Regions from separate parts of the Homo sapiens genome. Here regions 1 and 3 are each linked to region 2. The links are chromatin loops, found by intact Hi-C in ENCODE. Cell type or tissue: A673. All regions are shown on one strand. Each heading gives the region's core, and the rest is flanking DNA. Links, peaks and the distances in the headings are about the cores only. Region 1 overlaps NKAIN2 (sodium/potassium transporting ATPase interacting 2). Region 2 overlaps TRDN (triadin). Region 3 has its middle 110 kb from the start of RNF217.

The links. A loop is a pair of places that touch in the nucleus more often than their neighbours do. Peaks named below come from ENCODE experiments on the same cell type or tissue, not always from the same donor. Only the 100,000 strongest peaks of a DNase experiment are listed, where the experiment ranks them.
Region 1: it touches region 2 in a loop (5-fold over the local background); 3 of 110 quality-filtered maps call a loop at or near these places.
Region 3: a loop joins it to region 2, with 4 times the contacts of the local background. A loop is called at or near these places in 6 of 110 quality-filtered maps.

Annotation. Positions count from the first base shown.
Region 1 is chr6:124,791,797-124,802,737 of GRCh38, forward strand. The region is part of intron 5 of NKAIN2 (sodium/potassium transporting ATPase interacting 2); the gene reads left to right. Among named protein-coding and RNA genes, the nearest start is that of RNF217, 170 kb to the right of the region's middle. In A673, for the core only: CTCF peaks have their summits at 4,292 (motif pointing left), 7,537 (motif pointing left) and 7,737; a DNase peak (open chromatin) is centred at 4,275.
Region 2 is chr6:123,387,471-123,398,411 of GRCh38, forward strand. TRDN (triadin) reads right to left here. Exons shown (of 41, transcript NM_006073.4): 13 at 6,154-6,207; 14 at 1,052-1,081. Among named protein-coding and RNA genes, the nearest start is that of TRDN-AS1, 47 kb to the right of the region's middle. In A673, for the core only: a CTCF peak has its summit at 6,077 (motif pointing right); a DNase peak (open chromatin) is centred at 6,071; H3K27ac peaks cover 572 bases.
Region 3 is chr6:124,848,048-124,858,988 of GRCh38, forward strand. No RefSeq gene overlaps it. Among named protein-coding and RNA genes, the nearest start is that of RNF217, 110 kb to the right of the region's middle. RefSeq lists a silencer at 8,463-8,663. In A673, for the core only: CTCF peaks have their summits at 6,476 (motif pointing left) and 6,678; no DNase peak of the experiment used is centred there.

The DNA of each region.
Region 1 (10,941 bases), core at 1,241-9,240, 1.4 Mb after region 2:
AATCAACAATTTGTAATAGTTGCTAAGATTCTTATAAAAACTGACTTCAGATTAATTCAGAGAATTTGTCTTTGGGAAATCAAATGTCCATCTGTCCTTTTTGTTCCTACTATTTGACACAAATGGCTAGAACTCTAACTATGTCAAAGTCTCAACATTGAGACATATTGCTTGATCCAGAGTTTAGATCACAGTACCCTCTTACAATCCTCCCAGTGGCTCTGTTGTTCTCTGCTCTCCGAAACATGGAGGGTAGAAGGTTTCATTCCATCCCTGCCCCTAAGGATCTAAAACAGGAGAACTGGGGAAAGTACTTCTATTCTCTGAGGGTACTATCATGAATAATTGCCTATATAGTTACATTTACTCTGAGGAAAAATCAGAATTGGGAATCATCTTTCTTGGTTTCAAAAAATATTTATAATGTTGGGTTTTTGAAACAGTAAGGAAAGAGGAAGGTGAGAATATGGTGATTTGAGGGAAACATCCAAAGATAAATATCTGTTTCTTCTTCCCTTTCCAATTATACTGGAAAGGAAGAGGCAATATCAAGTGATTAATGTAGAAGAGGCACTTTTCAATCGTACTCATACATGATCTAAAATCAGAAGTATACAGTATATAATTTATTTCATATATAAAAGGAAATAATGGTCCTTTCACTAAATAAGCATTTGTAAAATATTCCTCAGTATTTCAAGTGCTGTGTCAGCCTTTGGAGATTTTAGGATGAGTCATACATAATATTTTACCTGTAGGAACTTGCCAACTAGGAGGTTAAAACAAACATATGAGCAAATAAGTATGAAACTGTGTAGTGCACGCTGTGGGTAAAGAGAAGAAAGAGATCAGGAGAAGGTTTATAGAGAACAGTTTTGAGCTTGATCTAGAAAGATGAATAGATCTTTATTGTGTAGCTGATATGGAAGTGAGGGGTGGTCCCAGGCAAAAGGTGAAAAAGCATATCACGGCCAGATTAATGTGACTGAATTTGTTTCCTGTGCTACAGGTAGACAGCTGGAGAAAATTGGAAAAACAAGTATGGGTGAGATAGTAGAAAAATGGGTATGAAGATTAAGGAGTTTGGGCTTTATATAATAAAATCACAGATGAAAGAGCAGGTAGCTTATAAAAAGAGATTAACATAATCAAAAATGTACTTTAGAAAAAATACATTAGCATCATTATAAAGAAGAGACTCAAGAGGGGGAAAGATTAGGGAAAAGAGAACTAGTTAAGACACCATGAAAGTGAGACATGAGATAATGTGAATCTGGACAAGGATCAGTATTGGAGATAGAGAGGATAGATGTGCCATGAGACATGCCGAAATGACATGATTAGTGGGCAATGGTGGGTACTGTGATAAGGGAAAAAGAGGAGACTGTTAGATTACTGGGTATCTGATGCAAGTGAATGGGTAGATGGAATTGCCACTTGCGAAGAAAAATGGGAATAAGATCACTAGTTCAGTTTGCACAGGTTGAGTTTGAGGTACCTAGCGCCTATACAAGAGAAGACATCCAGTAAGCACTTGTCTTATACAGAAAAGATTTATTCAAAGATTAGGAAAGGCAAAATATATACGGATTTTAAAATGTGTGGACCAAACAAACTATGTAAGTTCATTGAGATATTACCATTCAGTGTCTGTGTGCCAAATCCCTGATGAAGGGGAAGTCCCCAGTTGATTTTCATATGGAAGTTGGGCTTTCTCTGGGCTATGTTGTTTGATTTCATTTCACAATGATACCAGTGCATTTTTATCTTCAGACAATACTTACTGACATACCATGTCTCCTACATGCATAATCAGTATTTTAGCAGAATAGCACCTCTCAAAGGAAATCTCAGAAATGCTAGTTCCACAAGACATACTGCTCAAAAAAAAAAAAAAAAAGATTCCAAAGCCAAGTAAGTTTGACACTGAAAATTTAGAATGCACATTTATATATTAACATTTCTGAGAGTACTGCCAGAAAAAAGTATGTCCTTTTTTTTGTTTTCTAACCCACAGTTTTGTTTTAATCACATTACCTTGAGGCCAGATACAGATCAAAGAGAAAAACCAGAAAGAGTTCTAAGGCTTGATTATATCCACAGTTCCCCGGGGAGAATACCACATGCCCCACATGGGAAGGAGTGGGGTCAGCCATGAGGCAGAGAGAGAGTGGAACCTTTAGTTCAAATCCTACAAGAAGAAATGGATGAGGCAGGGTAGGAAGGCTTATTAGGATAGGTTAGCTATGTTGCAAAGTTGCGCCCCATGAAATTCATGTTCACTGTGACTATTAATGCATAGGTTTAGAGCTATCTAAAATCTCCACATGCTTTTTGGGGATGAGCCAGGGCTTACTTGGAAACAGCTAGTGGTCATTTTGTAGATGTTAAAGCATCAATTTATAGAAATTAAAAGTATGGTTAATGCAAGTCTCCCAAAATATTTGAACACAAGACTCCTGTTTTCCATCAACCCCTGCCCCTCTCCGACCTGGACACCTCCAGAAAAAAGCACTTGATATTCTGGAGAATTCTTCTAAGGGAATTCTGCCCTAAATCAAGTTTTGGCCAAAGCAATGTAAATTCAAGGCGATTCAAAGTCACCAATATCTGTTGAAAGATCAAGTTATCTCTCAATCATCTAATAAGCCTTTTTCCCCTGAAAGACTCCAAAAAATAACATATATGTTTTTATGTGTATCTTGACCACACACCACATCTGCCTTTATTAATCCAAAACACAAGCAGACTTCTCAAAGACACGTTTTATCATGTTAGTCTTATTGCTCAGTGCGCAAAATATGAACCCTTCTAAATTTTTATACACAAGTAGACTGACGCTTGCCTCAGATGTTCATGGGACTAGTAAACAGGTGGGAGGAGATGTTCATTTGGGCTCGCTGTCTGTCCAGTTGTCTTTGGTGACTTTCAGTTAGGTTCATTTACTTGTAGTCATTCACACCTAGACAGTTATGAGTATCTTTTGGTTACAATGCTTTGGGTTGATATTCTCTGTATGTAATCACTTTCCTGATGTTTATCCTCAGACGATGCCTGGACATATGACTTCCGATCCATAGAGTAAAAAAGGTTTGACATTTCTGTATCATTTTGGTAATTATATTACAAAAAATTATCCTGATCCTTAAAAAGTTGGGTGAAAGGTTAAAATAAAACCACTCTCAAGCAAACCCTGAAACATGGGAGGGATTTAATGTACATGTAAACACTGAGAGGGTCTCTATGTGCCTATTTTTGCCCACTGTGGATTTGCAATAATGCATCATTATTTGCAGTGAAACATAGTGGCAGGAGTAGGTGCTAGCTACCTGCTTGCCAAATTGGTTAAGTTTCCATTACTAAGAGCCTTATGAGGAACAGCGGACAGTTTTGGCTCTGTAGCTTGTGCTTAGAATGGCTGTGGAGATAAGGGCCCAATGATGGCAACTGGACAAAATGTTCTTTAAGTCAACATGAAGCTGATCAGTTATGTGCTCAGTTCTGATACCTCAGCTTCACAGCAACAGGTGTATCCAGGAAACTTCAGAGGAAAGAGGCAGAAACCTCCAGGAAGCAATGGAGAGGGTTTGAGCTCAATGAGCAAAGACTCAAGCCTAGACCCAATGAAATACCAATAAATCATCATTGAAACAGAGAGTTAGGCTCATGAACATCAAATGCCTGAGAACTTTTTTCCCTTATGTATCCTTTTAAGCAGTATCTCATTACTCTTCTAGGGCCCAGTTTGATTGATATTTATAGAGATACTGTTTTAGTTCCTTTGGGGTACTATAGCAACATATTATAAGTAAGGTGGCTTATAAATGACAGAAATTTATTTCTCACAGTTTTGGGGGCTGGAAAGTCCATCAAGGTACCGGCAGATATGGCTTCTAGTGAGGGCTGGTTTCCTTGCTCATAGGTGATACCTTCTTGCTGTAGCCTCACATGTGGAAAAGAGGCAAGGCAGCCTTCCGGGGCCTCTTTTAGAAGGTCACTAATCCCATTTCTGAGGGCTCCACTGTCATGACATAACCACCTCCTACAGGCCCTACCTCCTTACACCATTACATTGGTGATTATGTTTCAAAATATGAATTGGGGAGGGACACTAACATTTACATCATAGCAGACACTATATTGCAAGGGTTTCTGTTTTTTTCCATTGAAAAAAATCTGGACCTTGAAGTTTACATCTCTGACCCTTTAGTTATCTAAGCCAGAGCCACAGTTTGGCAGGCCAGCTGGTTGTGCAGACTCACAGGGTGCCACTGCCATCTGCTGTACCTACCAGGGGATGACAGCAACCCTCAGAGCAGAGATCCCAAATTAGATGTGACACTCCTTCCCCCATGAATTAGTTAGCTAGGGATGCCATAAAAACATACCACAGACATAGTGGCTTAAACAACAGAAATTTGCTCTCCAAAATCTAGGTGTTAGAAACCTCAGGTTTGGTTTATCCTGAGGCCTCTGTCTTTGCCTTGTAGACGGCACTTTCTGTTGGATTAGGGCCCTATCCTTATGACCCCATTTAACCTTCATTACCTCTTCAAAGGGCCAATTTCCAAATATAGTCAGGCATATTAGGAGTTAGGCCTTCAACATATGAATTTGAGGGGGATCACAATTCAGTCCACATCCAAATACACACACACGCACACACACTCCACGTGTGTCCTGGACACTTGAAAATATCTGTGGGGCACAGATTGAGGATAGATGCAGCTCACTGGCCCATCAGATGCCTGTGGGTAAGAGGCTTCAGGGCTGTATTGCTGCCAGGCCAGCTCCATACTCACTGCCACCAGGCAGGAATTCCCGCTCAAGATCTCCTGCTGTGGTGTGATCTGCCTCTAGATGAGTAGCTTCTCACCAGGATAAAAGCTGAGGTCCCTGCTCTAGAGGATGTGGCTTGACCTTAGAACCCTATTTGAGTGGGCCACCTTAACAACATACTTTCATATATTTGTTCATGAAAAGGCAGTGATACATCTTGGGAGAAAAGGCTTTCTCCAGGAAAGCAGGCATCTCGCTGTGCTGTCTTTGTGGCAGGGCTCTCTGCTGTCTCATCTGTCACCAGCCATGCAGAGCTTTCCTTATGGCCTCCCGTCTTCTATTCCCCTCTACTTGTTCTCTTTTACACTATTCTGTAAAGAAAGAAAATGTTTGGAGATTCCTGGTCGGGTGTGCCTTTTATTATAAATGTGGCTCTTCTGTCTCACTTCATCCTCGGTTTTTCCCCACTGCAGTTGGATGTCCACTCACAGTGATAGAATCAGGAACTGTCCTCAGTGCTTTATTAGCACTGTTCGATGTGGCAATTAAAAGGAAGCCATGCAGCCACAGAAAATATTGCTAATCCATGTTAGCAAAAAAAAAAAAAAAAAAAAAAATCATCATGACTTCTCAATTTTTATTACTTCTCAATTTTTATTATGTATTCTTGTAAATCACTGGCTTAATAGTTAAACTAAAACTAAATGTTGGTCCTCTAGCAAATGGGTTCATTTTACTAAGTAGTCATTTTCTTTGCTAAAAGAGATTCAATGTATTTGCAAATGTTGTTTAATGATGAAATCATCTGGAGAGAGACATGGAATATCATTTAAAAAATAATATCCTAAGGGACTTATTTTGAAATCAATGCAGAAAAATGAATTCAAGATGCTTAAACTTGGAGTTAGACACATGCACATTTACACCAACCAAGCACAAATGCATCAAAACCTGTCCTGAATTCCTCAAAATCAACTGGCCTTGGGATAAAAGTCACAATCAATTTATTGAATCTTTCATTTGAAAAGAAAACCACAGGAAATTATTCACTTCTCTGGGGCTAATAATTTTCTGTTATTTTTGTTTGATTTTTCTTCTAAAGCCTGCTGGCCTACACTTCTGTGTATTGAATTCCATTCTGTATGTTTTTATCATTTCTCCAGTTTGTCAGGATCATTGGATTTGAATGCAGTTCTTTGAGCACAATCGCGTACTCTCAACCATGGGGGAGGGTAGACATGGGAGCAGGGAAAACTATTTCCCCTTGAAAAAAATATTTGTTTCTTCCTGTCTATAAAGGAATGCAGAAAGCATAGACAATACAGATAAATAAAAAAAGGAAAATTAAAATAACCCCATAATTCTGAGTTCTGATACTCAGTTCAAATTTTGGTATATTATGTGCCTGCCTGCCTGCCTGCCTTCTTACCTTCCTTCCTTCCTTCCTTCCTCCCCTCTTCTTTTCTTCCTTTCTTCTTATCTATCTATTATCTATCTATCTATCTATCTATCTATCTATCTATCTATCTATCATCTAACTGCATTCCTCCCATCTGATTGTTAGGGCCATATCATACATTCTGTTTGGTAGTCTGAGCTTTCTTTCACGTTTATAAATCACTCTTCAAACATAATCTAAGAGGAGACAATTAGAAGTTCAGAAAAGGTGCCAAGTTCTTGGGTGCCAGGTTGACAGGGAGAATTGTGAGAAGAATATGTTTATTTTACTTATCTGGCATCATACTGAAGCAATCAAGTAAAATGTAACATAATCTTAGTATCTTACTAATTTATCTTCTCTTTATAACATTTGTCTTATGAATTTGATGGTGACTGACTGAAAAAATTTTGTCCATATCTGCCAGTTTCCCACTAAACCAAAACTTGGTATTTATTTTGTTATCTCTGAACAGGATCACAAAGCCTGAAGACCCAGGCTTTGCACGCCACTAATCTCTCACTATGCCTACAGAATCCTAGTGGGGCCAAGGTGAAAAAGGTGTCATCTTTCACCTTTCCTTCCCATTCCCCCCTCTGCCCAAAGCACAGAAGTTACTGCATTTATTTAATTTAATATCGATTTGTTCTGCTTATGATTTGTTTTGAACTATGAGTTGTACTGGGTTAAAAATGATGGAAACCTGCCTACTGCTCTATTTCAGCACTTTAATTTTATAGGCCCAGAAAGATTAAATGACTTGCCCAAAGCCACTAGCTCATTCATGACCTTCCGACATTCAAATACAGTACACACTGATTCACTCAGGATGGAAGAATAGTAGGAGACACCATCAAGATCCACCCCTGTCTTGTTCCCTGCTGTATCCTTAGCATCTACCAAATCCCCAACCTAGAAGAGGACTCAGGAAGTATTTGCAAAATAAATGAATGAATCAATTGGATCTCCACAAACATTCCTTGACCTTTATGGAAACTGCCAAGGAAATATGACATCTCCTCAGAATTCAATGTATTCAGAGTAAATGAATAAGTAATTTGAATAAAGCACCTGTCATTTTCTAAACAAGAGTAAGAAAGACATGCTGCCATGTATAAAACTAAGTGATCAACACCTGAGACAGATGCTACATGCGAATTTTCCTCCTGTCAATCAAATTCAAGTTCCTATTAGTGACCACAGCATTCTCCAACAGTGTTACATGTAATAATTTTCACATAATCTCCCCAGATTGGTGAGCAATGGTTTGTTTTTCAGCCTTCTATTAAATTGCTCCCTCTTGTGATCATCTAACAGAAAACACATAAGCTATATTTTTAAATTTGGATGTTCAGGTCAAAACTGAGTCTGATTCTTCAACATTCACTTCTTATTTTCTTTCTTTTCTAATAATATCGCCTCCATTATTCTATATTGCTTTTCACTCATACACATACACACACACACATACTATGTTCATCGTTAAATAAATCTGATATTTCCAAGTCAAGAATATGAGGGGAAAGAAGCTGATTCATTCTCTCTCCTCTGTTAATTAAGAACAATCAGAGCTTTGTTTCTACAACACAATATAGAGGTAACACTATTCAGATAAGCAAAGGAGGGCCTTTAACTGGGGTGTAACAAAAGAGGTATTTTTTATGCAAAGAATATTTCTGGCAGGGTAAGTTGAAGTTATCCAGCAGATGAAGAATACTGATGTTGTTTTAATAGCCTTAATAAGAAAGAAACCATGTGACTTGAAGGAGGAGAAAGTAGTGACATTTACAGAAATGAATAAACAAAAACCTTGATTTTGCTGACTCTGCTTCTTCCAGTGGTGCAGACCCCCACAGCCTACCAGCAGTGGGTGTCCTGGACTAGCTACCTCACCATCTCTCTCTACCTTCTCATGGATAATGGCATGAGAAAGAAAGCATTCAAGTAGCAGAAAAGTGGGGTGATTTTTGCAGCAGAATGTTGACATACACACTCACAAAATAAAATCACTGGGATTCTTTAGTCCCATCTCCAAACAACAAATGAGAGCAAGACAAAACGCTGGCACAGGAAAATGAAGTCTCTTTAAAAGCCCTCCAAATCAGAGACATGCTGAGAAGATGACATTCAAAGTTAGTCTCTTGACGAATGATGCTGGCCGGTGCCCACTTCCTTATGCCCGGTTCTGCTTTAGTTTTAGAAGTGGCATCTCATAGAAACAGAAGGCTGTGTTCAGAGGTCTCCTTCTTAACAGCAGGAGGGCTAAGAAACACTAGATCTCTAAGGATGGCCACCAGGTTTGCGGAATGAAAACATCTGAGCAAAGCAGCCTACACCTAGCTACTGAAAGAGAGCCTTGGAAATAAGTGAGCTGGAGGCAAACCCTCAATCCTGTGTGACATTTAAATGAGGCTGCTCTGGCAGAAGATACTCACGGAGGCCTCCGCTATGACTGGTTGGCGTTGTGTGGCAGGGAGTGAAAGAGAAACAAACTTAAAGCTCACAGGAGGTGCGGTTTGTTTAAATAATAGAAAGTAATTAGGCTGAAGACAAAAATCAGTGATGGCATTTTATAATTACGATTAATTTAAAGTTTAATTTCCTTTGGTGCTAAAATCTTACTTAAAACATTTATCGGGAAAGGAAATTAGGACGTTACTATCAAGAGGCACAGAGTGCTTCTGGGAATCCATGCCTATTATCACTTGAAAATTAGGTTAGGGCCAAAGTGGGAATTTCAATTCATTTTTGAGTATAATAAATGGTGACCAGACCTCAGAGTCAGTGGGGTTGGCAGGGGCAGGCAGTGTAACATTTGCATTTGCTTGTTTGTTTGTTTGTTTATAGGATTAATTGCAAATGTTTTCAGCAAAGAGTGTAGTTTATACATTAACAATCCTGCTACAAAATGAAAATTGGATATGGATTGCTGCCTTTGTAACTAATGAAGCTGATGTTGAATTCCCAAATGTGGCACTGCAAAGGGAAGCACACAGTCACACATCCATACACCTTCACCACTGAATTAAACGGAACAGGGGACAGTATTTCTGTTGGCTCCAAACCCGTCACCCCGACTGTCCTATCCAAGGCCCCAACTTTTTCATCATTCTGTTTTCCCATTCATGCCTCAGTTTCCAATTGCCATTTTCAGCAGCTAATCTTTCTGGAAACTCACTTAGTAAAATCAATGCATAATAGTAACAAGCAGATGGAAATAACTCCTTTACACTAATTTTTTTCATTCATTATGCCTTTGTGGATTTGCTCATTTTAAATATTATATTGCTAACATTCATATGTGAACTAATCCCAGAAATATGGAATTGTGTATAATCATAAAGTTATGAACAATATTAGTGGTCACCTACTGTAATCCCCCAATTTTACAGTTAAGGAAAGGGACACTCAAATTGACTTGCTCAAAGTTAAACAATCATTTAGAGGCAGAACTGGGAGCAGAACATCGCTGTCAAGATTCGAAGTATACTTTCCATGTCACTTCACTGTGATACCTGAGAGAGATTCTTGTAACAAATAATTATTGAGCAACTACTGGGTGGTAGGCTATTTATTGTCACTAGGGATAAAGCAGGGAACCAAACAGGTACCATCTTTGCCTTTATGGCGCCTACAATCCAGTGCACAATTTACGAGAGAAAGAGAAATTACAGTAAATCTTGATGAAAGTTCAGACAAGGAAAGGGGATGGAGGTGCCATGGGAATGATTCCAAGAAGAACTCATGCAGTTTAGAAGAGGGAAAGAAATTCTTCCCCGAAGACATGATGATTCAGCTGAAACCTAAGGGATAAATTAGAGGACTATGTAGAACTTAACAAAGACAGGCACGCCTTTTTTAAAAGGTACTACTTTTCGGATCCATATTGACCAAAGGTACACCGTAAGTCACACAGGAATGATCTTAAGTTCTTTTAATGAACTCGATATAGGAAATCTAGTTTCAGCTTTCCCAAATACCAATAAAAATGTTAGAGTAACCATGGGACATTCTCTTTCCTGAAATTGCTACTGTTGTTCTAAGAAGATGATTAATTTAGGCTCAGGAGTTTTGTGATTTTCATTTCTGGAGGCTGTAAAATGATACAAAGATTATGTTAGCAAAGATTACAAGGTAAAGAATATTTCTCTAATAGGTAATTACAGCACGCATGTTTTATTTTTTTATTTCCCTAAATATGCATATGTTAATGTACCCAAAACCCTAATTAAAACTCCTGCATTTAAATGGGCTGTTGATTCTAAATATATTCTGGATGTCAGCTGAGAAGACATACCCAATCATGTCTAACGAGCTCACCTATAGCTTGTAATAACTGCTCCTTCCAATTTCATCTGAAAGACATGTCATATATAATTGAAAGCAATTCTAACAGGGGAGAACAAAACAAAGACTGGAAAATCTAATCCATCCAAATGGCATGGCACAAAGTGAGCCCAGGCACATTTAAGATGAAGTTGGCTTAGTTATTTCACCATAATCTTCATTACATGCTTCTCTACATTTACTGAAAGCATCAAAAGATATCGGATTCATAATTTTCTGACTCTAGCTTTACAGTTTCTCCACCCTGTTAGTTCTCATCTCCCTCATCACCACTCCCTTCATCTGCCACCTTCATTCCCTTCATCGTGGATCACCTTCATTATGGTGGAAAGAGGCTTCTCTAAGATGCCCAGTTCTGAAATTTTCTGCCTGACCAT
Region 2 (10,941 bases), core at 1,269-9,268:
AAAGCAATAGGATTTGCACATCTGCTTGGGCGTTTACTGTGTTGTATTATTACCATTGTTTATCCTCTAGAAGTCTCACTCAAGTGAGAACGACAGTGAGAAAGGCAAATGAAAACTTCCTATCATTTATAAAAATAATTTTAACCTTATAGAACCACTGAAAAGATCTCAGAGACCCACAGGAGTCCTTGACCACTGATTTTGGAGATTATTGATCTAGTTTACATGAGAAGTTAGTAAGACCAACATGAGGTCACAAATGGCAATGTGAGATCACAAATAAAGAACTGGATCCTGTGAATGATGATTAGTTGTTCTAATTATTATAGGAAGAATTAAACAAAAGGATAGCTCAGGAAAAGTGAAAATTCTGGAGGACTAAATGTCAGGGGAAAAAGAAAAAAATGGGGTTGAAGCTGATACCAATATTTCAGTCTTGCTGCCTACAAGGAGTGTTTTATATGTTTTTTAGCTGGTCATGGACACTGGATCTCTTGAATCTACAAAAGCACAGCTCATCCCAAGCTCCTCCAATATTGCATATTGATTATGGACAATGTTTCAAAAGGAGAAAAAATGAAAAGCGGTATATAAGCCAGAAAAAATAGAACAAAAAAATCCGAGAGGCAGAGCAATGGGAGAAAAAAAAAAACAGATAAAAAGCTTAAAGCTGTGAAATTGAAACTTGACTACTGTTTTATATACCCCAAAGGCTTAGAAGACTTTGATTTGAATGCCGATGAGAATGAGTCTGTATTTTACATAGTTCTGAAATTTGATAAAACTGTCAACAGAGTAGGAGCCCTAGGATTTTGAGAAGCTATGTTTTATTCCTTATATCTTGAGAAAGACTAGATTAAAATTACTTTCAAAAAGTAGCTCACCCTTCTGTGTGAGGTGAAGTAGAAAAAGCACATTCATGCAAAATGTATGCACATAATAGATCCAGTTATCCAAGGGGAATATAGACAGAATAGCAGTCAAAACCCAACTCAGGATATTGGTAAATTGTACTCACAAAAGGCTCAGTGGGATTTTGCATAAAACATACCTTCCTTCTTTTCATCCTTCTTAGCTGCTGCTGAAGTAATGAAAATAGCGTTAAGGCATATGAAATGACCATTCCTCAGAATACTCCCCAGAATATGAGAATGTATTCCACATATTCATAAATTCAGTGGTCACCTATACACTAATCAATTCATCCAAATCTATGATAGGAGTGTAAGCAGAAAATATTACTTCATATAAAGATATTTGTAAACTCAGAAATAAGCATTAGCAAAAGAAGAAAAAAATATATGGAGTTACGTAGACAAGAAGTCAAATTTATATGTATATGCTTAGTGTAAATTCATTTTAGATTTTAAATTTTATATCTGAGGAAACCACAATCTCTTCTAGAAGGTCGTAAAATATAGGCTGTGACTGGATTAATCAAAAAAAGTGGAAGTGATATTCCAAAAATTATCTATGCTTAGCTACTGAGGAATTATATACTAGTCTGCAGTCTACATTTGCACTTATAATAACCATGTATAAAATGCCCAATTTCAGGAAGGGAAAATAAATATCCTACCCTCCTTTTAGCAAACTTATGCCTTCTTTTACATAGAGAAAAAGGTACAGAACACTTTAATCACCTTTGAATTCTGGCTTCCTCTGTGCTGATATTTATCCAATTCTGGACCATGAATCTAAATCTGGATCCACGTTGTTGCTTATGGGTATTACCAGAAATATTTGGGAGAGGTGCTCAACAGGCTTAGAATTGCTCCAAGCAATATGACCCCTGGTTCTGTGTAATGTTTATCCAGGAGCCAAAATCATTCAGGGGTATCTTAGGCCACATTAGTTGAATTTGAGATTGTGCATATTCCAGTATGGTAATCTCACCTCAGCGGGATAGAATGTTGGGGATCACTTAGAAACAACACTTAGAAAACACTTAGAAACAACTGCTATGGACATTTGCTCTGTGCTACAATTGCCAAAGCTCTTTCAGGTACATCCTCTTATTGGGTCTTCATCCTGACCTTGTTATAAAAGGCAGCCCAGAGCAGAAAATGAAGCCTCTGAAACATTAAAATAATTTGCAGAGTATAAGCAGCAGAATTGGCTCTAAAAATCAGGAATAAAAGACAGGAAGAAAATGTATTTTAATTTACCACAGGTTATTTTTCTCTATTTTCTAAATGTTATTGACGTGCTATTACTTTTGTAGTAGAAAAGTGAATTTACAAATAAGTTAATTCTACTTTGGGACATTTGTTTCTTTTTGATGTGGTTTTAACTAATAATACACAAAATGTATAGCAGATTTATATTTACAATGTTTTTAAGTTAAGAAATTGTTTATTCCAATGATATAATAAGGATAAAAACAAAGATAACACCGAAAATGAATTAAATGATATGGACATGGCCTGATGAATTTCAAAGCCATGAGGTTTAATTTTAGTAAGTCTCTGAGTTTGACTCAACAGACTTTGTTGTTGATTCTTTACATTGAAAATAAGAATTTCCTTCAAAAAATTTTACAATTTTCAAAATCATCCAATCATGATTTGGATGGATGGGTATGGGGAACTCTCTAAAGAAAGACAAAATGAAACAACATAAAATTACCCCCTCGAAGGAGCTCTGGTCAATGAATTGCTCTGAACGCTAAACTTCATCAATTTAACCATAAACACACATCTAAAGGGCAACCTGACAAAGGCCTTGACCAACGCCAAAAAGAGGGCTCAGAATGTGAATACATTTAGCAAAACTGTAGTTTCTTACAAATTCTACAGACAAGAAAGCCTCTGAAACTTAAATTCCTTCAAGATTAGTAAAATCTTGTTAAATTACAACAAATTTTTGGATTTCTAAAATAATACATGAAAAACAATCTGTACATATGCATATAGAGATGCAAGCATGCATGTATGCACATGTATCTTCTTTTTTCCCATTCTTATATATTTGATAGTTTCAGTTTCCAGTTTTCAGCGACAATGGAGATAGTTGAATGAAGGAATTTGACCTATTCCATCATAACTGATTCTGGTTTCTGTTGTTGCCCTGGATCCCTTGAAGGTGCATGGCTTTTATTTATTGCCAACTGGAAAGCCATGTTATCTACCAAGCTGGATTCCAGGCCCACAAGCTAATCAAAGCCAGGGTCTCGGGATTCAATTGTTTCTAGAACGGTTTTGTAGCTTGTGTTCCACGTGTCCTACTTCTGGTCCTCAAATTCAGCTTGCCTGGTTCTAATCTACTTAACTCTGTTATGGGATTGGATGACTCCTGAATTTACTGAGTAGACATGGTTCTCAATAACTGGGTTTTTGGTTTTCACATTGTAAAAAGACTGGAATGGCTAACATTCTAGTTTTGTTGATGTTGTTCTCTTTCTGTGTTCTTCCTATAGTATCCAGGAGATTCTTAATGTTTGCTTCAGGAATCCAGAAGAAAAAAGCCAGTGGAAATACACTAACACAGAGTGCACATACCCCATCTTTTAAGCCGAGTTCCATTACGGCATGTGTTCTCTCTTTGGCATTTTAATATCACTAGGTGTCTACCTCATCATTGCACCTAACTGATTAAAAAAATAATTCCCCATCTCTCTCCTTCCTTTCCAATTTGGGTCTATATCAATTTCTTCCAACAATTTTTTATGTAATACCTGTGAACTAGATTGATCCCCCATCTAAATTCTAATTGGCTCCAAAAAAATTATTGTCCAATTATTTTACTTTTGCTCAACATTCATCCACTGAAGAATGAATCATCTTTTCCCTTCAGCTAGTTTTTTCCCTTCAGCTAGTTTCTTCCCCTGAAACTTAATATTTTTAACAATTACCATCTCCTAATTACCCAGTTTCCAAAGCTCAGTATCATTTTTATTCTTTCCTTTGTTTCTTTTGATATACTCTATCAGATATTAGTTCTTCAAAATGTTAATGACATTTGTGCTTTTTTTCTTATGTCATTGCCACCATCCTAGTTGAGGTTATTGTCTCATGTCTTAATAGAAACAAAAGCCATTCCTTATATCTACCTAAATTTCTTAGATCTCCAAATTGGAATTTCCTGTAGTAGTGAGATATTTATTTTGTTGCCTCCTCAGTGTCTCAAAACTTTGTTAAAATAATTTCCTTAAATTATTTTAAAATTCCAAAGAATATATGCTAAATCTTAATAATAGTTATAAATAAATATGAACATATATACATACATATGTATGGAAAGCCAGATTTTTAATATGTCCTTTGTTGTAAAAGTTAAAAATAAATAAATGAACAGATCTAATCTAGCCTTTTACCATGCCACAAAGATCATGATCAATTTTGTCACTTTATACTTCAAAAAATCAGTCTACTATAGGATTATTGCCAATTTTAAGTTTTGTCTCCACGTGAAGTACTTGCAAATATTAATTATTTATATGCATAATTTAATTATATGCCTATGGCATTAAAATAAACATATCTAAGAAAGATCTATGGAGGATTTGCAAAGACGCGAATGATATGCAGTTCTGCTTTGATGTGTCCCTGCATTGGTGTGTCATTTTTATTTTAGTAAACGCATACACAGAATACCTCACTCTTGCCTTGTTCACTGTGCTTCATCAATCTTTTCATCCAATTTCCTTCCAAGGATAATTCTAACAAGACTTTGAAACTCTTGGTTACTATTTCCTCAAAAATAAATATTTTATTCCAAAATGATAAGCTCTAAGGTTGACTTGTCCAATGTAGTTTAAATCTTGAATGGTTAAATGTAGTTTAAAGAGCCCATGGCCTCAAGCTCAAATATGAATCAAATTTTCAGATATCTCTTCATTTTCCTCCTCATGAATGCCTCTAACATGAGGCTGAAGTAACTAACACAAAATTCTTGCCTCAAGTCGTAGTTCCACATCTACACTATGGTCCTCAGAAGTCTCAGTCAAACAGAATGAGCCTAAGGTGATTGTGGTTTTCTATGAAAACATATATACACTAATAGCAATGATTTCTTAAACTGGTAGTCATTGGCTTGAGGAACTCACCCTGACCTGCATTTTCATGTATTAAAAAACCAAAGGTAATAATATTTGTCCTGCCTTTCTATCGTTCATAATATTTACTATATTCCCTATCAGAACTTTCCTAAAGAAAAACAAGTTTTTCAATGTGAAAACTAAAAACTGGTATCATAGCTTTTAATCATTCTAGCTTATTTTGCTCACAGACAACATCCTCGAGTCAAATGGCATTTAACAAACCCATGTTACCAATATTTTCGGGGGTGATTCTGCATGTTGCTGGGTCCAAGATTAAATACAAGAGAAAAATTTTGCTCAGATGTAATACATTCGGTCATACATCATGTGATGTGCTAAGAAGTCTGCTATGAGAGCCTTCTACCCCTGAAAATTGTACCACCACCTATGTGCATCTCCTTTATTGCTTGATATTATATAATCTAGCATAGAAGAGATGATAAAGATCTTCTCCAGTAAACATTGTATCTTTTATTTTCTAAGTGTGTTCCATAAAGTTTTGCCACATAACAAAGGCAGAACACTTGAACCCTTCCCTCATGCTTTCATCAAATTAATCCTCATGGTGTGAGACGAAACCACTTTAGTTATCCTGAAGATATTTGTAAATGGTGAAATTAATTTTCTTAGATGGCTCATAAAAATAGGATAATTATTTTGTAGCCATATCTGGAACCCCATTTTTACAGTTTTGATGTTTATGAAGTAATATTGCTTTAATAACATTCTGATCTTCTCATGTAACATAAATTACAAGGTATACTGAAAATTATAGAAAAGTGTACATTATTTTATATCTGTATTTGTATTTCTTTATGCACATCAATGGATTATTTTTAAAAATATACATAAAGCTCAAATACTGAAACTTGGAGCCAAGACTAGTTCTTGGGTCCTTCAGCAGTTCCTCTGCAAATTTGGCATTACTCTCAGTCATGCTTGCTCCAATTACTAAATAAATACTTGAACTGTGTATTTTCATTCAACAATATTTTTTTTGCAATATCCCAGCAGATGGTGCTATTCTGCAATAAACAGCTTTTGCTTTTGTCAATAAAGTGCTATAGATGTTTAAAAAAAGGCAATGCTTTTTAAAGTGTTTTATTGCTTACCTTGTGCTGCAATTTTTACAGTCCCTTGTTTGGTTTCAGAAGCTTTTCCCGGCTCTTGGAATGAAAAAAACATAAATTACCATGAAGTATGATTTTGGAAAAATATATAAATAAAAAAGGGACAGGGGAGCACAAACACAAACGAGCATAAAAAGTGTTGCTTTTGACACGAAGAATTTTTGTTAAGACATAAACTTATTAGAGGAATTGCTGAGAATGGAGCTTACTGAAAGAAAAACATGACTGAAGCAATTTAAATCATAAGATAAAGATTCCAAACACTGTTTTGCCTCACTGTTAACTGGCCATGGAATATCACTTTGCATTTGTTGAGCATCTGAATTTGAAAATCTCAGAATTCTATTTAAATTATGTCTGTATTATCAGCCCTTTGAAATCGATGGCACATGTAGAACCAAATAAGATGACTTACTGAAGGTCCCTTAGTGACTAATGTGAGAATAAAGCCTGAAACAACCAATCCCAAGTTCAAGCCTTTGACTCTAAAATGCCCTTCCCTAAACTGCAGTGGCACCAATCACTATTAGTGTGGCCCTGGGCAAAATATATCCGAGAGAATGAGCAAGCTTCATTATGAATCTTTCTTCCCTCTTGTTCTAAGTTTTTTTTGCTATGTTTTTCTCCTTTGTTCAGAATTTTTCCTTTAAAGAAAAAGGATTTATTAAAAAAAAACTTATATGATAAACATTTAAATATACTTAATCAGAATGGGAAATAATGGGTAAATAAAAATTTCAAAAAATAACGGCTCACTTCACATTTGACTTAGTATGGTTTCTGATTGTCTTTACTGTTTTCAATTATTGAATTATTATTTAATAATGGAAAGTAAGATTGGGTCATTTGTTTTAGATATTCACTTTCATTCATTCATCCATCACATGTTTAGCAATAATTATGTGTGGACACGAAGTTAGGTGGATATGTAGTAGTTGATTCACATATATATTCAATCTTTCATTTAATTATTGTCAAATGTTGATTATAACTTGTTTAATGTTGATTTGATTTCTAATTCATGCTTTACCTCTTGTTGGTAAGATAATTATTCATTTATATATAAACATGATTATAAAAATGCTAATTTTATTTGTTGTTACATAAAATAAATATTACTTGATTCATAAATAATTCTAATTACTATAGCTATTTATTCAGAGAAAATATCTTTTGCCAAAACTGAATTCAGTCTACCCTTGATATTTACATAATTAATTTTTTTTCTGGAGGAAAACTGCATGCATGCTAGTACCATCTTTGTCAAACCTAGACTAAATGGTCTCAATTAGTAATTATATATAACTGACATTTAGTAGACAAGTATTAAATAATTGTTGACTAAAACAAATGGAAGAAAAGAAGAAAATAATATGCCCAAAAATTTCAACAAATGAGCACCATTCTGCTCAGATGTTTTACTTCTTGGAGATCTCAAAATATTAGAAAATTATACTGCAATTTGTAATTAAATTTTAAAGAAAAAGATTTTAAAATATCAGTATGTAAAGTACCTTAGAATTTGTAGAAATATTTGCAAAAATTTGCAGCCAATTTTCCTCTTATCTTCTCCTTTTTCTTTATATCCTCTTAAATCACTGATCCTAAACAACCTCATCACACCTAAGATTCTATTAGAGCACGGAGGTCACACACACCTGCAAATTATGTAGTGCTTTTCCTAGGGCCTTATCACTTCTCCCACAGACTGTTTGGTTTCTCTGTCAGCTGCTTTCTCCCTCAGCGGTCAGGTTCAGAAACATGCCCCTGAGTGCTGAGTTTTCCCATTTGAGTGTCCCAACAGGCTGGTCATCTCTCAATGGGGTTTACCTCTTTAATAACCTTAGCCTGTCCTGGGTTGGGCTGTGTGCACATAGATTGGGCATGTTTTAGGGTTCCTTATCTATGGGCTCTTCTTTCTACTAAGACTTAGTTCCCTCCCTAAGCCTTCCCTGCCCCTCATTGTCCCGCGTCCAACACATGCCAAAGAAAACAGTCCACAAATGCACACTGATGCATTGAAGATACTGTTTCCAGGTAAAAGTGTATTTTAAAGAGGTCATTCTACAATGTCTACCTGCAAAAGAAAGATTTCAATGGAGGAAAATCTCGGGATCATAGCAGTATCATGTTTGTCCCTCATAACTCCATCTATTCCTTCTCTGATTTTAAGCTTTAAAGTTCATTTATGAGGTTGGTGCAAATGCAATTGCAGTTGCACGAACCTCAATTGCGTTTTCACCCGTCTAAAATATTAGTTCACAAACTACTACATGATCTACATCTCAATAGAAATTAACAGTTTAAAACCAAATGCCTTTTCAGTAAGTCTGCCAGCTTGCATCCAACCAACAAAAATATCATCCTTGAAACTATTGAGGACACATGCAAAGAAGATCAGATTTGACATCTGCTCTTGCACAGCATTTCCATTTTCAAAATTGCATGACATTAGGGGAGGAATCGACCCTGAGTCCATACATGTACAACACAAGAAGGCTGCACCAAATATTGTACTACTGAAAACACATTAATCCAGACAGACAAATTTTCATTATAAATAATTTTTCTGTCTCCTTTTGATTTCTGCCAACTACAAAAGAAACTACATTTTTGTTAGGGAAAATTCTAAACCTATACAAAAATAAAAAAGACAGGATAATGAGCCCACCGTTTCCAACACCTACTACAGTATTTCATCTGTACTGCCTCCACTACACATATTCTAATGAAAATTTCATCATATCAAATGATTTTATCTTGTCATAGTTTTGTTTATAGCTGTGTTTTTGGAAATAAAGTACAATGACTTAAATAAAAAACAGATGACCATAACAATATTCAACTAAAGATTATAGTAATTCTGAAATTGATAAATAGTATTTTGGACTTTTAAATCAGAGACAGGATGGACCTAGATTAAAATGTCAGCATAATTCACTTGGGGGTGTTTTTTCAGGAAATTATCAGAGAAGTTAGTATTTGTAGATCCCTGAAACATGCGGTATTTATATAAACAAATTGTCATGAATCAGATGAGCCAAATGTTTCAATGTCTTCTGATTCCACAGATATGGAACAACCTGATTTACAAAACTGAAAAGATATCATTAGTCTGCAAACATTTTGTTAAAGAGCCAATTTTTGCACAGAGATTTAAATATTAGTTTAATACGATTAACTTTTCATTTCTAGGACACTGTTTATATTTTGACTTCATTTAATGTAAAGTGCAAATCCATTACATTTTCAAAAATAGGTTTCACATAACTTTAGTGGCAAATGGACTGCTACACTGTCAGCAGCCAGAATTGGTCTTTGGCTAATGGACAGCAGGTAAAGAATAATAGTATTGCTGAGAAACCTACCCACATCTTACATGTTTTTGAGCATTCTCCCATCTCTGAAAAAAAAAACAGTGTATTTATTATGTTTTAATTTTAGAATAAGTTGGTAGAGATCAATTATTACTTCAAAAGAGACAATAAACAATGTTATTCAAATACCTGAATAACATGTAAGTCTCTTACTTATAGTAACAACAAAATAAATAAGAAAGACTCCCCCCATCTGCAGTGAAGTGGCTGGCCATTAGAGAGAGGAACTGACAGGGGCAGGAGAATGAGTAGCAGCAGATGGTAAAGCAGGTAGTGGGCTCCTACCACACAGACTTTATCCTGGTTATTGACAATACCCAGCCCACTGACCTCCACAGTACAGATTTCCATTTCAATGTGAAATCATATAATTATTTACTCGTACAACTTCCCTTCCTACTACCCTATAAATTCTCTGAGATCACTGATTGATTGTCACTTATTCAACTTTATAACTCCAGACCCAACAAACTGCTGGAAAAATTGTCTCTATGAAACAGTAAGAAATGGCACAGAATATCTAACTATAAAAATGAAAAAAAATCCAATTGACTGCTTTGAAATGGAACATTAAGCTCAGGGATCTATTTCACTTTTAAGATGACGCAAAATCTCTTTTTCTCTTTGATCACTGATTATGTGTTATTCAGAAAGTGTATTAACTCTAAATTTTAGAACTAGATTTTTAGTAGAATATATGGTAACCCACATTGCAATTGGGAATTTTGTAAAATTAACTAATTTAGACAAATTTGCAAATTTTTAATTAATTTGCATGGATTTTGTTAAAAGAATAGGAGGAGAAACAAACAACAAAAAATGAAAATATTGGAATTCTACTTAAGAGCATGTTTGAGATAAACATTTTTTCAGGATTCAAATTATGAATCAAATTTATTTTATTAATCTTCCAAAGAAATGAAAACAGCTTTAAAGCTGTCTCTTGCTACTTCATCAATATTACAAGGAACTTAGACTGTTCTTATTTTCTTTTATTTCTTTTTGAAATGGTGTCTCACTCCGTCGCCCAGGCTGGCGTGCAGTGGCACGATCTTGGCTCACTGCAACCTCCGCCTCCGGAGTTCAGGCAATTCTCCTGCCTCAGCCTCCTGAGTAGCCGGGATTACAGGCGTCCGCCACTGCGCCCAGCTAATTTTTTTCTATTTTCAGTAAAGTCAGGGTTTCACCATGTTGGTCAGGCTGGTCTCGAACTGCTGACCTCGTGATTCACCTGCCTCGGCCTCCCAAAGTGCTAGGATTACAGGTGTGAGCCACCGTGCCTGGCCGACCGTTCTTATTTTCTTAGGTAAGAAAACTAAATATAGAAAAGTTGAATGGCTTTTCCACAGATCAGGAGTTAAATTCATGTTTATTAATTCAGCAGCTAAAATTT
Region 3 (10,941 bases), core at 2,064-10,063, 1.5 Mb after region 2:
CCATACTGTTCTCGTGGTAGTGAATAAGTCTCATGAGATCTGATGGCTTTATAAGGGGAAACCCCTTTTGCCTGGCTCACATTTTCTCTCTTGCCTGCTGCCATGTAAGACATGCCTTTTGCTTTCCATCACAATTGTGAGGCCTCCCCAGCCACATGGAACTGTGAGTCCAATAAAATTTTTTTGTATGTATAAATTACCCAGTCTCAGGTATGTCTTTATCAGCAGTGTGAGAACAGACTAATACAGTAAATTGGTACTGGTAGAGTAGGGTGCTGCTGTAAAGATACCTGAAAATGTGGAAGCAACTTTGGAGCTGGGTAATAAGCAGAGGTTGGATCAGTTGGGAGGGCTCGGAAGAAGCAGGAAAATGTGGGAAAGTTTGGAACTTCCTAGAGACTTGTTGAATGGCTTTGACCAAAATGCTGATAATGATATGGACAATGAAATCTAGGCTGAGGTGGTCTCAGATGGAGATGAGGAACTTGTTGGGAACTGCAGTAAAGGTGACTCTTGTTATATTTTAGCAAAGAGACTGGCAACATTTTGCCCCTGCCCTAGAGATGTGTGGAACTTTGAACTTGAGGGAGATGATTTAGGGTATCTGGCAGAAGAAATTTCTAAGCAGCAAAGCATTCAAGATGTGAGTTGAGTGCTGTTAAAAGCATTCAGTTTTAAAAGGGAAACAGAATAAAATTTTGGACAATTTGCAGCCTGACAATGTGATAGAAAAGAAAAACCCATTTTCTGGGAGAAATTCAAGCTGGTTACAGAAATTTGCATAAGTAATGAGGAGCCATATGTTAATTGCTGAGACAATGGGGAAAATGTCTCCAGGGCATGTCAGAGATCTCTGTGGCAGCCCCTCCCATCACAGGCCTGGAGGCTTAGAAGGGAAAAGTGGTTTTGTGGGCCGGGGCCAGGGATCGGCCAGGGATCCTCTGCTCCGTGCAGCCTAGGGACTTGGTTCCCTGCATCCCAGCCACTCTAGCTGTGGCTGAAAGGGCCCGAGGTACAGCTTGAGCTGTGGCTTCACAGGGTGCAAGCCCCAAGCCTTGGCAGCTTCCATGTGGTGTTGAGCCTGTGGGTGCACAGAAATTAAGAATTAAACTTTGGGAACCTCCACCTAGATTTCAGCAGATGTATGGAAAAGAATGGATGTACAGGCAGAAATTTGCTATAGGGGCAGAGACCTCATGGAGAACCCCTGCTAGGGCAATGTGGAAGGGAAATGTGGAGTTGAAACCCCCACACAGAGTCCTCACTGGGGCACTGCCTAGTGGAGCTGTGAGAAGAGGGCCACCGTCCTCCAGACCCAGAATGTCAGATCCACTGAGAGCTTGCACTTTGTGCCTGGAAAATCCTCAATCAATGCCATCTCGTGAAACCAGCTAGGAGTTGGGCCATACCCCACAAAGCCACAGGAGCAGAACTGCCCAAGGCTGTGGGTGCCCACCTTTTGCATCAGCATGACCTGGATGTGAGACATGGAGTCAAATGATATCATTTTGGAGCGTTAAGGTTTGACTGCCCCCCTGAATTTGGACTTGCATGGGGCCTTTAGCCCCCTTATTTTGGCCAATTTCTTCCTTCTGGAACAGGTGTATTTACCCAATGCCTGTACCCCCATTGTATCTAGAAAGTAACTAACTTGCTTTTGATTTTACAGGCTCATAGGCAGAAGGAACTTGCCTGTCTCAGATGAGACTTTGGACTGTGGACTTTTGAGTTAATGCTGAAATAAATTAAGACTTGAGGGACTGTTGGGAAGGCATGATCGCTTTTGAAATGTGAGGACATGACATTTGGGAGGAGCCAGGGGTGGAATGGTATGGTTTGGCTCTGTGTCTCCACCCAAATCTCATTTTTAATTGTAGCTTTCCTAATTCCCATGTGTTGTGGGAGGGACCTAGTGGGCAATAAATGAATCATAGGGGGCAGTTTCCCCCATACTGTTATCGTGGTAGTGAATAAGTCTCATGAGATCTGATGGCTTTATAAAGGGAAACTCCTTTTGCTTGGCTCTCATCCTCTTTCTTGCCTGCTGCCATGTAAGATGTGCCTTTTGCCTTCCACCATGATTGTGAGGCCTCCCCAGCCACATGGAACTGTGAATTCATTAAACCTCTTTTTTTTATTTAATAAATTACCCTGTCTCAGGTATGTCTTTAACAGCAGTGTAAGAACAGACTAATACAAGTTCCTTCCACAGTTTTCCTCATCTCAGTTAATGAAATATCCGTTTATCAGTTGCTGAAGCCAAAGCTACGGTGTCAATTTTGCCCCCTCTACTTCTCTCATGTCCCAAATGCAATCCATCAGAACATTATAATTTGGTCCTACAGGTGCTACCTTCAAAACATGTCCATAGATTGATAGCTTCTCATCATTCCCACTGCCAATACCCTGGTCCAAACTATCATTACCTCTTTCCTGGTGTATAGGATGCTGTGATGTATGACACAGATACCCCTTTATGCCTGGAAGACTAACTTCCCCTGCTCAGGGAGTACTCTACTTCTGGTAGGCAGCAACTCAGTGGCTATCCCTCTTTGGAAATTGCCTCCATTGAAAAAGCCTATTTCATCCAAGGTTACATTATCTTCCTGGGACATCCCACATCCAATGACTAGTCCACATTGGGGGATAAAGGACAAATCTTCTAACCTAGTGCAGTCTGCTTGCCATTCCAGCTTTAGCACTCCCACTAGGGTGGCTGAGAACTTTTAGGACGTTATATCTCAACCCAACTTCTCCCATCACCTGATTCTGCTTTCTTCCCTTTCCTGCCATGGGAATCAATTCCAAGATCTAACTTACACTTACATTAATCTCAGTCTCAGAGTCTACTTCCCTAGGACCCTAATTCAACATCAGGACTATTGCAGAGGTCTTCAAACAGGCCTTCCTGTTTCTACCCTTTCTCCCCTTAGTTCTCAACACAGCATCCAAAGCAAATCTCCTAAAATCTAACTTTGATTATGTCCCTTCTCTGCATAAAACTCTCCTGTGCATCAACATCTCATGACCCTCTGAGATCTGAGATCTGGACCCCTGCCATTTCTTTAACCTTTTTATCTGTCTCAGTTTTCTTCATTCTGCTTCAGTCACACTGAACAGTCACACTGCCCTCTCTGCTGTTCCTTAAATATGTTAGGCATCTTTTAACTGCTTCTTGCTGTATTGTCTGCCTAGAATGCTCTCCTGTCATGTATCTACATGGCAGTTTCTTATGCTTTCATCATGTCTTTAGTCATCTATTCAATGGAGTCTTCCTTCAACATTTTATATCTTCCTACCCTCTTAATTCTTATCTTTAGCACATACAATTCAATACTATAATTCTGCTCCTTTACCTTATCATCTATTCCTCAAACTAGAATGCAAACTCCATGAGTACAGAAATCTCTGTTTTGTTTATTACTACATTTCCAAAGCCTAGAATAGTGCCTGGCAAGCCATGACTATTCAATTAAATATTTAGTAACTAATAAATAATCAAACTCAATTGTTAGTTGGTTAAATTACAAATAAAACTAATAATGTATGTTCTAGGATATTTTCTTTCAAAGACCAAATAAGTAAATTTAACATACTTTGTAAAATGAATTAGAGGGAAGAAGAGTCAGGAAACTAGTTAAAACACTCAGCTTGTGCAAATGTGAAGCAATACAGATTTGGAACCAAGACTCTGGCAATATGATTAGAATAGAAGGGGAAAACTTTGTTTTACTATGAAAATGATGAGAAGGTATGAAACAAAAAGTCAGAAACAGGACCAAGATAACTTAGTTACCAGGGATTTTTGAGGACAAAAAAAAAAAATGTTGTTTCATTCCAACAGGCATTTAAAGTTGTAGAGCTGAAACCAAGGAAAGATGTATACTAGAGATAAGTTGAACATTGTTTACAATGGGATACAAACTGAAAGCATGAAAAAAAGATCTTTTCAGGAATCAGAATAATGAGTTAGAAAAAGGTAAGACCAACCCTTGTGATATGCTGAAATTTTTAGGAGGAAAGAAGGAAAGGACAAATGGGACATAGGTAAGGCCCATCTAGGAGGTAGGTAGAAATGGAAACACTGCAGTATCAAAGAAGTCAAGAGAATAGTTTAAGAAGGTCAAGCTCAACAGTGATAAAAGCTTTAAGTAGGTCATAAAAAATAAGGCCTAAGAAAGCTGGTTGAATTTCTCAACTGGATGTTCATAGTATTTAAATTATTAAGTCACATAAGAGGAATGTAATTCTTTCATCATATGTATTTTAATCTGAGGTCTGTTTTCTTTGCATTGCATTTAAAAATATACATAAATTTACAACATGCTAGTTTATTAACACTTTATAGGAAATAGTATGTCTTGTTACTGTACTAATGGTTTGGCAATTAATAAATTGCCCATTTTAGAGAAGATGATGCAACCTACCCCTTTGCAAAAGTCCTAAGTAAAATCTATTAAATTATTTCAGGGTTTACATCTTGATTCCTTACACAGTCTTTGTTGCAACTATTTGACACTGCCATTATAGCTTGAAAGCAGCCATAGACATTATTAGAATGATGGATGTGACTGTGTTTCAATAAAATTAATTTACAAAAACAGGCAACTGACTAGACTGAGCCCATAGGCTGCAGTTTGTCAACTCCTAAGCGACTAAAAATATGCCAGAAGTGGAAACTATGGTGCCGTGATGTTGTCTATACTGAGATAGAAGCACAATTTTTTTTGTAAATGCAGAAAACATCCTCTTTTTTGTCTCCTAAAGTCTCTGGTTGTTGCATATTTTATTTTAAATATAACCATGTACCGAAGTCTGAAAAATTAAGAGTTCAAATGAACAGGCAGAGAAAAATATATGCTGTGACCCTCAGATCAAACAGCTTTCATATATTCATTAATATATCTTAAACATCTTTATGGGTTACCAATGATGCATAAGGAGCTGTGCTGGGTACTGTAAGAAACCCAAAGATGGGTAATATTCAGTCCCTTTCATCAGGAAGTTAAGAACCCAGTAGAAAAAATAATACATTCTTACAAATATAGGATGTTAAATACACATAGAAATGTGTCACAGAAGAAAATAAAAATACGTTTTTCTAGATGAGGGAGAAATTACTCTTAGCTGGCTTGAGGAAATGTGGAAGTTTAGGAGAGAGATCACAGCCCCTTTCCTGAAGGAAATAACATTAGGTTACTATGAAAGTAACTGTGTTTTTTGCCATTGAAAGTAATAGCAAGAACCGTAATTACTTTTTGCACCTCATATATGAGACATGTCTCATAGACTTGGATAAATACAAATTTAAAAGACAATCCCAAGGGAAAGGACATAAAAAACAAAGAGTACAACATACATAAAATCCCGGTGGTAAAAAAATAAAGCTATGTGAACAAAAATGAATAATTACTTTTTATAAAAATATAAAGTAATATGCTGAATGTAGATAAGGCCAGAGAGTTAAATGGGAGCAAGACATTATTGGGACTTAAAAGGCATTGGAACAGAATGAATCCAGGTTTGGGCAGGTAGAAGCTCACACAGTGTTTTAAGCCCTACTGAAGAAAAAGAATATATATAAAATTACATATAAAAGTAAACATGTATTCAGAATGAGAAAAGAAGTTACAACAAATCAAAAAGTTTTAAAAGTAGACAAACGCTACAAAAATCACAAGATCCAGAATCGATCTTAACGCTTGGATTATGTTACTATCTGAAATACCCCATTGACTGGCTACACTCTTCGATCATATTGCCACATGACAAAGACTATAACTCAGCCGCCTTTCCTCTAGCACAGCTGACCAACATGTTTTAATGATAGTATATAAAAGTGTCTTTCGGCTTCACAAAACATTGTTGATGATGGTAAATTTTTAGGAATACTGTCAAATTTGGGAAAGTGTTTATATTGCGAGATTTCAGGGCATTTCCAATTATCTTACTCAGTGACTAATTGTAAATATTTCTTAAATTGATGAAAAATTTGTCATTAATGTCCTCATATAGTGGCATATCATTCGTTTTATGCTATCTTTCTTGAAGGAAGTAATATGTGTCAAGAATTTAAATCTTTTTCCAGTGTGTTCAGATGATTCATGCCTCATGGGTAATCAGGTTAGTAAACAATTCAGGAACCTACTCATTATTTCTATTTGTAGAGCATGTGTCTTCTTTTTGATGAACTTAAAGGGAAGCAATCTCATAAGATGAGGAAACCTGAGGTGTGGCAATATCTATGGACCACTAAAATAATACTTTGAAAAATTTTAATTATGAATTATGTATTTCTACAGTTTGGAAACCTCATTACTTATTTCAGTAATTAAAGGTACTAGTGGAAATAGTTAAATTATTTTAAATGTTCAAAAATATATAACCAAAGAACACACCATCTTAGGAGGTCATAAAATTAATAATTCCTCCTGATGAAACAATTTATTATGATACATTTCTAGTGCCATCTAGTGTTTAAAAGAGTATATATGAATTTCTCAAAGACTATAGGCAAAATAAGTAAACAATTTAGTTTTAATTTTTATCAACATACATTCTTTGATTCTACATCTCAGTGATACCATCTAAGATTTTATATTAAAAATTGACAACAAAATAATTTTAAGCCCACAGAGCTTTTAGAAATTAATTAAATTCTTATGCAATAAAAGGAATTAATTCTGTCACTATGCTGAAAAAAGACAAGTCAGGACTTCAAGCTACTATAAGACAGAGAGACTAGTTCTCATTGAAATGTCTAATCCGATAGATATTTTCAATAGAGTCTTAGGTCAAGAAGAATATTTTTGGTTAAATCAAGATGAATTTAAGCTGTGTAAGTGATATCTTTTTAAACCATTATGACTAACTTTATAGCTCTACTAAAGGCAAAAGGTTTTATTTAACAAATCAGTCAGTTTACTGTTGCTGTCACCAAATCCAGATATTTAAGTATCTCAATTTTATCAAAATAACATAGCTTCCTTGATTTTACTATTTGTATCCTATAAAAACAATATTACATTAACAAACAAAAGCTTATCTAACCATTTTTTATTGTTATGTGCAAAACCTAAAACTAGAAATTTAAAAACTTCTGCAAATTCAACATGAGAAATAGGCAACAGACTTGTTTTCTTTATCCTCCTTTTACTATTAATTCACTGACAATATAAAACAGCTGATTTAGATATCATTAAACTCATATTGCTCTTCTATTCTGAGGTTTTAGACTGAGAAACAAAGTCAAAACAAATTACAAATTCAAAAACCAAATGCATACTGCAAATATCATAAGATGAGACACAACCAAAAAAGAGAATTTTAGACCAATATCCTTGATGAATGTTGATGCAAAAATCCTCAATAAAATACTGGCAAACCAAATCTAGCAGCACATCAAAAAGCTTATCCACCACGATCAAGTGGGCTTCATCCCTGGGATACAAGGCTGGTTCAATATACGCAAATCAATAAATGTAATCCAGCATATAAACAGAACCAAAGACAAAAACCACATGATTATCTCAATAGATGCAGAAAAGGCCTTTGACAAAATTCAACAACCCTTCATGCTAAAAACTCTCAATAAATTAGGTATTGATGGGATGTATCTCAAAATAATAAGAGCTATCTATGACAAACCCACAGCCAATATCATACTGATTGGGCAAAAACTGGAAGCATTCCCTTTGAAAGCTGGCACAAGACAGGGATGCCCTCTCTCACCACTCCTATTCAACACAGTGTTGGAAGTTCTGGCCAGGGCAATTAGGCAGGAGAAGGAAATAAATGGTATTCAATTAGGAAAAGAGGAAGTCAAATTGTCCCTGTTTGCAGACGACATGATTGTATATCTAGAAAACCCCATTGTCTCAGCCCAAAATCTCCTTAAGCTGATAAGCAACTTCAGCAAAGTCTCAGGATACAAAATCAATGTGCAAAAATCACAAGCATTCTTATACACCAATAACAGACAAACAGAGAGCCAAATCATGAGTGAACTCCCATTCACAATTGCTTCAAAGAGAATAAAATACCTAGGAATCCACCTTACAAGGGACATGAAGGACCTCTTCAAGGAGAACTACAAACCACTGCTCAATGAAATTAAAGAGGATACAAAGAAATGGAAGAACATTCCATGCTCATGGATAGAAAGAATCAATATGGTGAAAATGGCCATACTGCCCACGGTAATTTATAGATTCAATGCATCCCCATCAAGCTACCAATGACTTTCTTCACGGATTTGGAAAAAACTACTTTAAAGTTCATATGGAACCAAAAAAGAGCCTGCATCGCCAAGTCAATCCTAAGCCAAAAGAACAAAGCTGGAGGCATCACGCTACCTGACTTCAAACTATACTACAAGGCTATAGTAACCAAAAATATCATAATGTTTTTATATGTTTTTAACCTAGGTTTACTTTTTAAAACTCAGAGTAACAAACCACTCCCTTCAGCTCACATAGGCATTTGTAACAACACAGCAATGCCACGCAAAGATTACTCTCACTTCACACTGATGAAATGGAATGGTCCGTTTTATACGTCATCTTGACTGGGCTAAGGAATGCCCAGACAGCTGGCAAAATACGATTTCGGGGTGTGTCTGTGAGGGTATTTCTGAAAGAGATTACCATATGAATCAGTAGATTTATTAAAGAAGATTTACCCTCATCAATGTGGGCCAGCATCATCAAATTCACTGAGTGCCCAAATAGCACAAAAAGGCAGAAGAAGGGTGAATTTGCCTTTTGCTGCAGCTGGGACATCCATCTTCTCCCATCTGGGGTACATTGATGCTCCTGTTTCTGGGGCCTTTGGGCTTGAACTGGAATTACACCACCAGCTTTCCTGGGCCTCCAGCTTACTGATGGCAGGTCCTGAGACTCCTCAGCCTCCATAGTTGTGTGAGCCCATTCTTCAAAATAAATATCTTTCTATATGTCTATACATATACTATTGACCCTGTTTCTTTGGAAAACCCTGACCACTACAATTGGTGCTTCTAAACCCAGGTGGATGCACAATGTTCAGTCCTCAGGAGACTCATCCACACAGCCACCACCTCTCAGTTGCCCTGTTTCTGCAGGGGCAATGTTAATTACACTCAGACTGGTCAGTCTAGTCCAGGCTTACAAGGGCCAGGAGCACTGTACCAGGCATCATAGGACTACATTTCTAGGACTACATTTCCAGGACTACCAGGAAGTCATGGAAGTATTTGATAAGTTCATTCATTCAAGAAGTTTTCAATCAACAGTTTGGCAGTACTGAGCTCCAGTCAACCCCAGAGGAGGAGAACAGGGGGTGCAAGGCAGGCAAGTTGTGCTTGGCTAGACAGTCCCTAATTAAAACTGCTAGCAATAGCAGCAGTAGAGATGTGTGAGTATATGTGAGGAACTGTGTATGTGAAGTGACAAGCAATGCAGCTAAGCCTCTCTAATAGCCCAATGGAGTATATTTTGCTGTGAGACCATCTTTGATCCATAAGCACACATCTTACCTCTCACGTGGCAGGCTCTCAACTACTTTGCTTTACCTGCTAGGTACTAAATAAAAATACTCTGAATGAGGTCTCCCTTTAAAAAAAAAAAAAAAAAAAAAAAAAAGCTACTGCAAATGAGAAAAATTTTCTGTATCTAGAGAGGGAGTAATTTTTACCTTGTTAGTTTCTGATTAATGCAGTTGCTGTTAAATTCCACCTGCTGATTAGAGTTGCAACGTTAAAAAAGCTCCCAGAAATAGTTCTTGAATTATTCATCTTTAACCCTAAAATGTATTCTGGTTACAACAGTGGATAGTTAAATCTGGGCTGACAATTCTTACTTATACTCAATTTGAACACTAATCCTCAAGCGGAATATAGAAACGACAAACAAGAAAGAGTCATAAATTTGACCTGTCATTGTGTTTGCTCACTATTTTTTCCTTTAAACAACACATTACAAATTGCTTCAGATGTGATATAATCTTATTACATAACAAAAAGTTTTATCATTGGAACATTTTTAAACTGAATTTTTTTATTTTTCAAAAAATAAATTTATAGGAAAGCCACATATGAATTATATATTTTATTGTAAAAATATTTTTATTTAATTCATTCATTCTATCCTTTTTTCCACATAGAATTGCAATTAAGCAGTCTCAGGCACATGAAAGCAAATTATTTTAACCATCTAAGAAGTTCCAATCACAACTACCTTCATTTGATTCTTTCCAGTATTTCACAATTTTCTCTTTACAGAAATTCTGTCTAACTAATAAGTGTTTATTTTTTATCCTTGGGTATTTCTGTTAAATACCCAAGCCAATTTCTTAGGTCCTGTATTCAAAGAAAATCAATATTAGTGCATCATTCCTTTTCATATATATATGAAAAACAAGCTTTAAGATGCCTTGTGAAGCTTTCCTCTGTAAGATAAATAATCGTTTCTTTTTTTTGGTAGGTCTTTACTCCAAACCCTCTAAGTCAAAATAGTTTATTTACTTAAAAATTCATTTGTTTGTTCTTTCATTTAATATTAAAATCTTTTCTTGATTCCGAAAAAGCTGGAAGCATTTTACAGATTTAAAGGACAATTTTTTCAGAATAAAGCACAAAGGAAAGCAAAGATGAGTAAAATGTTTAAAGAGTGTCATAAGAAAAGGAGCAAATGCCTTAAGATATGAGACAGTTAATCTTTTATTATGCAATCCTGGATAAGCCAGTTTCAGTTTTTGAATTTCTAAGAGTCCCACAATGGTGAAAATCATTAAGCCACTTACGAGAGCTTAATGCTAATCATACCACACAGATTCTCGATGTTCTCTTGCCTACACTAGCTCAGGTGACATTTTATGGACCAAGTGAGCAAGAGGAGATGAGCCAAAATGGCCTGAGGAACAAATCAGACCAGCCCAATGGGACAGTGACCCTGGCTGGGAGAG